Regions from separate parts of the Homo sapiens genome. Here region 1 is linked to region 2. The links are chromatin contacts, found by Hi-C in ENCODE. All regions are on one chromosome and are shown on one strand. Each heading gives the region's core, a stretch centred on a gene start or an enhancer-like site at or near the end of the contact. The rest is flanking DNA. Distances are from core to core; before and after follow the strand shown. Region 1 has its middle 92 kb from the start of PLXNA1. Region 2 overlaps CHCHD6 (coiled-coil-helix-coiled-coil-helix domain containing 6).

Region 1 (2,700 bases), core at 20-2,519, 160 kb before region 2:
GTGGCCTGAGCCTCCCGGCGGAGTGCTGCTCCCTGCTCCACGGTGCCCAGTCCCATCGACCACCCAAGGGCTGAGGAGTGCCGGCAAATGGCATGGTACTGGCAGACAGCTCCACCTGCGGCCCCGGTGTGGGATCCACTGGGTGAAGCCAGCTGGGCTCCTGATCTGGTGGGGACTTGGAGAATCTTTATGTCTAGCTAAGGGATTGTAAATACACCAATCAGCACTCTGTATCTAGCTCAAGGTTTGTAAACACACCAATCAGCACTCTGTATCTAGCTCAGTGTTTGTGAATGCACCCATTGGCACTCTGTATCTAGTTAATCTGGTGGGGACTTGGAGAACCTTTATGTCTAGCTAAGGGATTGTGAATGCACCAATCGACACTCTGTATCTAGCTCAAGGTTTGTAAATGCACCAATCAGCACTCTGGGTCTAGCTCAGGGTTTGTAAATACACCAATTGACACTCCTTATCTAGCTAATCTAGTGGGGACCATGGAGAACTTTTGTGTCTAGCTCAGGGATTGTAAACGCACCAATCAGCACCCTGTCAAAACGGACCAATCAGCTCTCTGTAAAACAGACCAATCGGCTCTCTGTAAAATGGACCAATCAGCAGGATGTGGGTGGGGCCAGATAAGAATAAAAGCAGGCTGCCCCAGCCAGTAATGGCAAGCCACTGCATGCCCTTCCAGACTGTGGAAGCTTTGTTCTTTTGCTGTTTGTAATGAATCTTGTTACTGCTCACTCTTTGTATCTACACTGTCTTTATGAGCTGTAACACTCACCACGAAGATCTGCAGTTTCACTCCTGAGTCAGCAAGACCACGAACCCCTTGGAAGGAAGAAACTCTGAGCACATCCAAACATCAGAAGAAACAAATTCTGGGCAGGCCGCTCTTAAGAACTGTAACATTCACTGCGAGAGTCTGTGCCTTCATTCTTAAAGTCAGTGAGACCAAGAACCCACCAATTCCGGACACAAGTCTACAGCAGCCAGCCGGAAAAGTCAGCAACAGGACACTGGTTCTTGAACAAGCCCAGACCACGGAGTTCAGCCCAGGCATTAGAGCTCAGTTAAGACCATAGAGCTCAGCCCAGCCCAGCCAAGCATAGCCCAGACTATGGAGCTCAGCCCAAACCACAGAGCTCAGCCCAGCCCAGCCAAGCATAGCCTAGACTACAGAGCTCAGCCCAACCCAACAGAGCACAGCCCAGACCACAGAGCTCAACCCAGACCAGCCAAGCACAGCCCAGACCACAGAGCTCAGTTCAGACCATAGAGCTCAGCCCAGCCAAGGATAGCCCAGACCGTGGAGCTCAGCCCAGACCAACCAAGCATAGCCCAGCTCACAGAGCTCAGCCCAGACCACAGACCTCAGCCCAGCACAACAGAGCACAGCGCAGACCAGCCAAGCACAGCCCAGACCATGTAGCGCAGCCCAGTCCAGTCAAGCACAGCCCAGACCACAGAGCTCAGCCCAGACCAGCTAAGCTCAGCCTAGACTTCCCAGCTCAGCTTGCCAATACTTAAAGTCTGAAAATAGTATATGATATTGTTTCAGGCCCCTGTGTTTAGAGGTGGCTGGTACACAGCTCAGCTTCCTGGGACACCTCCCCCACTAGCCCAGCTCTCTGCAGAGTTGTGGTAGGTTCTGCCTTTACCCTCCAAGGTCTCCAAGTGTTTAGGAGCACCCGTTGGAAGTACGCTGTCTGCCACAGCCAAGCCTTTGCTTGAGCCTGCCTCACCCCCAAGCTCCCCTAACTTGCAGTCATTGCCCCTCACTGCCCTGCTCTGGAGCTGGCCCTGTCATTAACTCACCAGCCAGGTCTCACTAACTTCAGCTCTTTGGGAGCAGAGCCATGGGAATGAGCCTTGTCTTCCCAGAGGGTACCTGGCTGTGTTCAGATTGAGTTTCCTCCTGCCCAGTGACCAGGGCTGGATTGGATGCTCCAAGTAAAACAAACACACTAGCACATGCATGCACACACACGAACACTTGCACATGACCACACACACATGCACACGGATATGCTCCTACAGGCACCACACACAGTTAAAATAAGCTCATTATACTCTGGCCGCAGGACAATTTACCCTGTAGCTGTTTGCTAAGAAAGCCACTCAGAGAGGACAAAAGAAAATCCAGCTTTTTTATATATTTCAAAATATGTTTTCTCTATCAGATTGGCCAGACTCCAAGTGTTTTCAGTCTGCTCTGTGGGCCAGACCTCAGGAAAGTGAGCACTGCTTGCCTTGCTGCTGGAAGGGTTCGTGGCATGGCCTCTATGAAAGGCAGTGTGGCAATTCCCATCAACATTATCCACTGACCCAGCAATCCCACCTGCGGAATTTTGCCCTGCAGGTGTACCTACCCACATTTCAAGAGACTCTGAGCAAGATTACCCACACCACATTGTTTCTGGCAGCAAAAGAACAGGAATAGCCCGAAATGCCCATCTCATTTTAAAACCTTGCAAATGCAGCATCTGTTTTACAAAAATAACAATAATGAAAAGCTGCAGAGTCAATGAGTGAATGCATGCTGGTCAAGCAAGCAGTCATGGTCACTGGGACGTTGGGAACACTCCGAACCCCACTCTGATGCCTGCCCAGCTGCAGCCCCTCCTGCGGGTGTCAGCACCGCCCCACCCCACAAAGCTGGCCTGACGCCTCCTCTGTCCCTCCCCAGCCCCT
Region 2 (2,700 bases), core at 156-2,655:
TGAGAGGTGCACAGAGCCACCCAGGGAAAGCACTTCCTGTGCACCACGGACCCCCCTCGGCCTTCTGCAGGGAAGGTAACTGAGGCAGGGATGGACCCCCCACCTCTAAGGCCATAGGGCATGGAAGGCAGGTCCAGATGGAAACCAGGCCCCCCTCTAGTCTTACCCCAAGGACTCCCCTGCTGCATCGTGGCCTCAGAGAAGTGCTGACTGGGAGGTAAATGTGGAAGGTGAGCCCCTGGGGAAGAGCACCTGGCTCATGTGATGAGGAAGAACCACCAGGTGCTGGCATTCTGCCCTGGGCTGGGCCGGGGGAGTCAGGGAGGCCTGGGGGCCACCTCTGGGCCTTTCACCCTCCACTGCCTGGTGAGCTTAGGCAAGTCACCTCGCTGCTCCTCACTTCTGAGCCAAGGAGATAATGGATGCCTCCCTCTACAGCTACTGGGAATGACAGCTGGGAAATGCCAACCCTCCCGGCATACGACAGGCACGAAATAAATACAGGTTCTCCTCCCACCACAGCCAGCTGCTGCCAAAATGCCCAGCAAGGGGGCTCCAGTGTTCTCTCTAGAGCCCTCACATTCAAACGAGAGATTACGTCTTTGCCTCGACCAGTCCAGTATCCACCAGCACTGCCTGTCCTGGGCGAGGCGGTAGGGACAGAGACATAACAACTTTGGGCCTCCCTCCCACTCCATGCAGACGCCCTTCCGCCACAGCCTGGGTGGGAACTGCTTAGCTGTCTGAAGTTCCCCTTCATGAGACCTCATCAGGAGATGGCATGGACCACAGACCCACATTTTGATTTGCGCTTTGGCATATGCTGGCGGTGTTCTTTGGGTAAGTCACTTCTCTCAACAGCAACACAGGGTATCACCCAGCCTGCAGTTGGTGGAGAGACATCTTGGCACACAGCACCCACCTCAGCCCACCACAGCCACTGAATTTTCCAGAGCTAAAATGCACCTCATCCTAAGCCCCGCCCCCCACAATTCATCCTGGCCTACTTCCTTTCCCACAAAACAACCTCATGGCTCAGACCTTCTCTTTGAGCCAAACCCCTCTTCCTGTGGTTGTGCCCACAGGGCTCCTGAGTGTCAGGTCACCATCCTGCAGGCCCAGGCACCTGTTGCCAACCTTCTCAGAGAGCGAATCCTTGGCCCAGATGGGCCCGGCCTGCTGTGGGCTTCAGTAGACACTCAGAGCCTGTGCTCAAGATGCCATACTGCCAGAAACAGCCTGGCCCCGGTGAATTTGGATAGTGCTTGGGTTTGATTGCAAGCTCAGTTTGAACATGTGGTCAACTCGATTTGTCACAGGAAGTACCCACAGGCCAAGAAGTGGCGGTGATTACCCTGCTGCAGCTTCCTCTATTGTTTCTCAGAATGACTCAGAGAAATTCCCCGTCCTGTCCTGTCCTGACCCGCCTACCCCACTCATCTAATCTGCCTAAGCAGACCTACAGGGACGGATGTCCTCACAACCGCAGCTCCCTTGGCACTCGAAGGTCTCCGGCCCACAACTTGGGAATACCAAGCTGGCTTCCTGTGTTCACAAAGCTGCTCATCCACCAGGCCTTTCCAAGGCTGCTGGAGTGGACCCAGACTCCATCTCCTGGGAAGGGCAGGGCACTCTGTGGACTCCTCAACCAATCACCAGGTCAGGGCTTCTAGAAGGACTAGACACTACCAACGTGCACACTGAGAACCCGCCAAGTGCCAGAAGGTTCTGAGACAAGTGTGGCTTGCTCCCTGGCCTCGTGGAGCTCTGAGATGGTGGCATCATAATTACAATGGGGTACTCAGCCAGTCCTCCCAGGTGCTGTGGGGCACCTGAAAGGACAGCCTGGCAGAAACCATGGGTCAGACTGACTTCCTGGGAGCCAATACCTGAACTGAGGCTGAGTTTTTTTTATTTACACTAAACAATGTTTTTGAAAAATACTTACATATGGTTTTAAAAAACAAAAATGGAAAGCATGGAGGGTGTGTGGTGAATACTGAGCCTCTTGGCCAGCCTGGACTCAGCCCTATCCCTACTCCTCTGTGCACCCCGTCCTTGTCAGGGCGAGGTGCTGTGCATGCATGGGCACATGTGTGAGTGAGCACACACATGTGCCCCACTTGTTCCTGACACTCACTTGACTGCAGCAGACACGATCTGCCACACCTCATCTTTCCATTGATCCTCAGAGACCTCACCCACTCCAGCTGACCAGCACTTAGTAGTAGGAATGAATACCCTGTAGTGTCATCCCTTGAGTATCACTCAAGCAGCTCCCCATCCTTGTACAGAGGTTGTTTCTAGTCTTCTACTATTATAAACAAAGCTAAGAGGAACATCTTGGCATCTAGAACTTTGTGTGTATCTGTAGGGAACACTGTATAAGTCAAATTCTTGGGTCAAAGGGTGTATCCATTTTAATGAATTTTAAAGGATGAGCAGAAATGAGCCAAATGAGAGGGAGGTCTCCTGAACACAGGCAGCAGTGCGAGGAGCCTGGGGCTGCCACAGGGCTGTGCATGGGGCAGGAGATGCCACTGTTGCTGCAGAGGCACAGGGCAACGGCCAGGAGGGGACGTGGAGGATGCCAGCTGCAGGCTCAAAAGCTTGGACTGCACCTCATGGGCAATAAGGGTGAAGAAGGCTTTCCTTTTTCAGTGAAGGAGGGGCAGGGAAGATTTGTTTTTTTTGTTTTTT

The links. Hi-C counts contacts between places; a loop is a spot of excess contacts on that map. Pooled maps may share reads with other maps.
Region 1: a map with no recorded cell type shows a loop between it and region 2 (23-fold over the local background). The contact joins two enhancer-like sites. A Hi-C loop is called at or near these places in 19 of 37 single-sample maps with no recorded cell type and 5 of 50 pooled maps.

The regions. Positions count from the first base shown.
Region 1 is chr3:127,073,665-127,076,364 of GRCh38, reverse strand. No RefSeq gene overlaps it. Among named protein-coding and RNA genes, the nearest start is that of PLXNA1, 92 kb to the right of the region's middle. RefSeq lists a silencer at 574-643. Within about 2 kb of position 1,269, at least 5 of the 41 ENCODE cell types and tissues checked have a DNase peak (open chromatin) inside an H3K27ac peak, as active enhancers do.
Region 2 is chr3:126,910,281-126,912,980 of GRCh38, reverse strand. All of the region lies in intron 5 of CHCHD6 (coiled-coil-helix-coiled-coil-helix domain containing 6), which reads right to left. Among named protein-coding and RNA genes, the nearest start is that of PLXNA1, 71 kb to the left of the region's middle. RefSeq lists enhancers at 1,027-1,106, 1,247-1,726, 659-1,858. Within about 2 kb of position 1,405, at least 17 of the 41 ENCODE cell types and tissues checked have a DNase peak (open chromatin) inside an H3K27ac peak, as active enhancers do.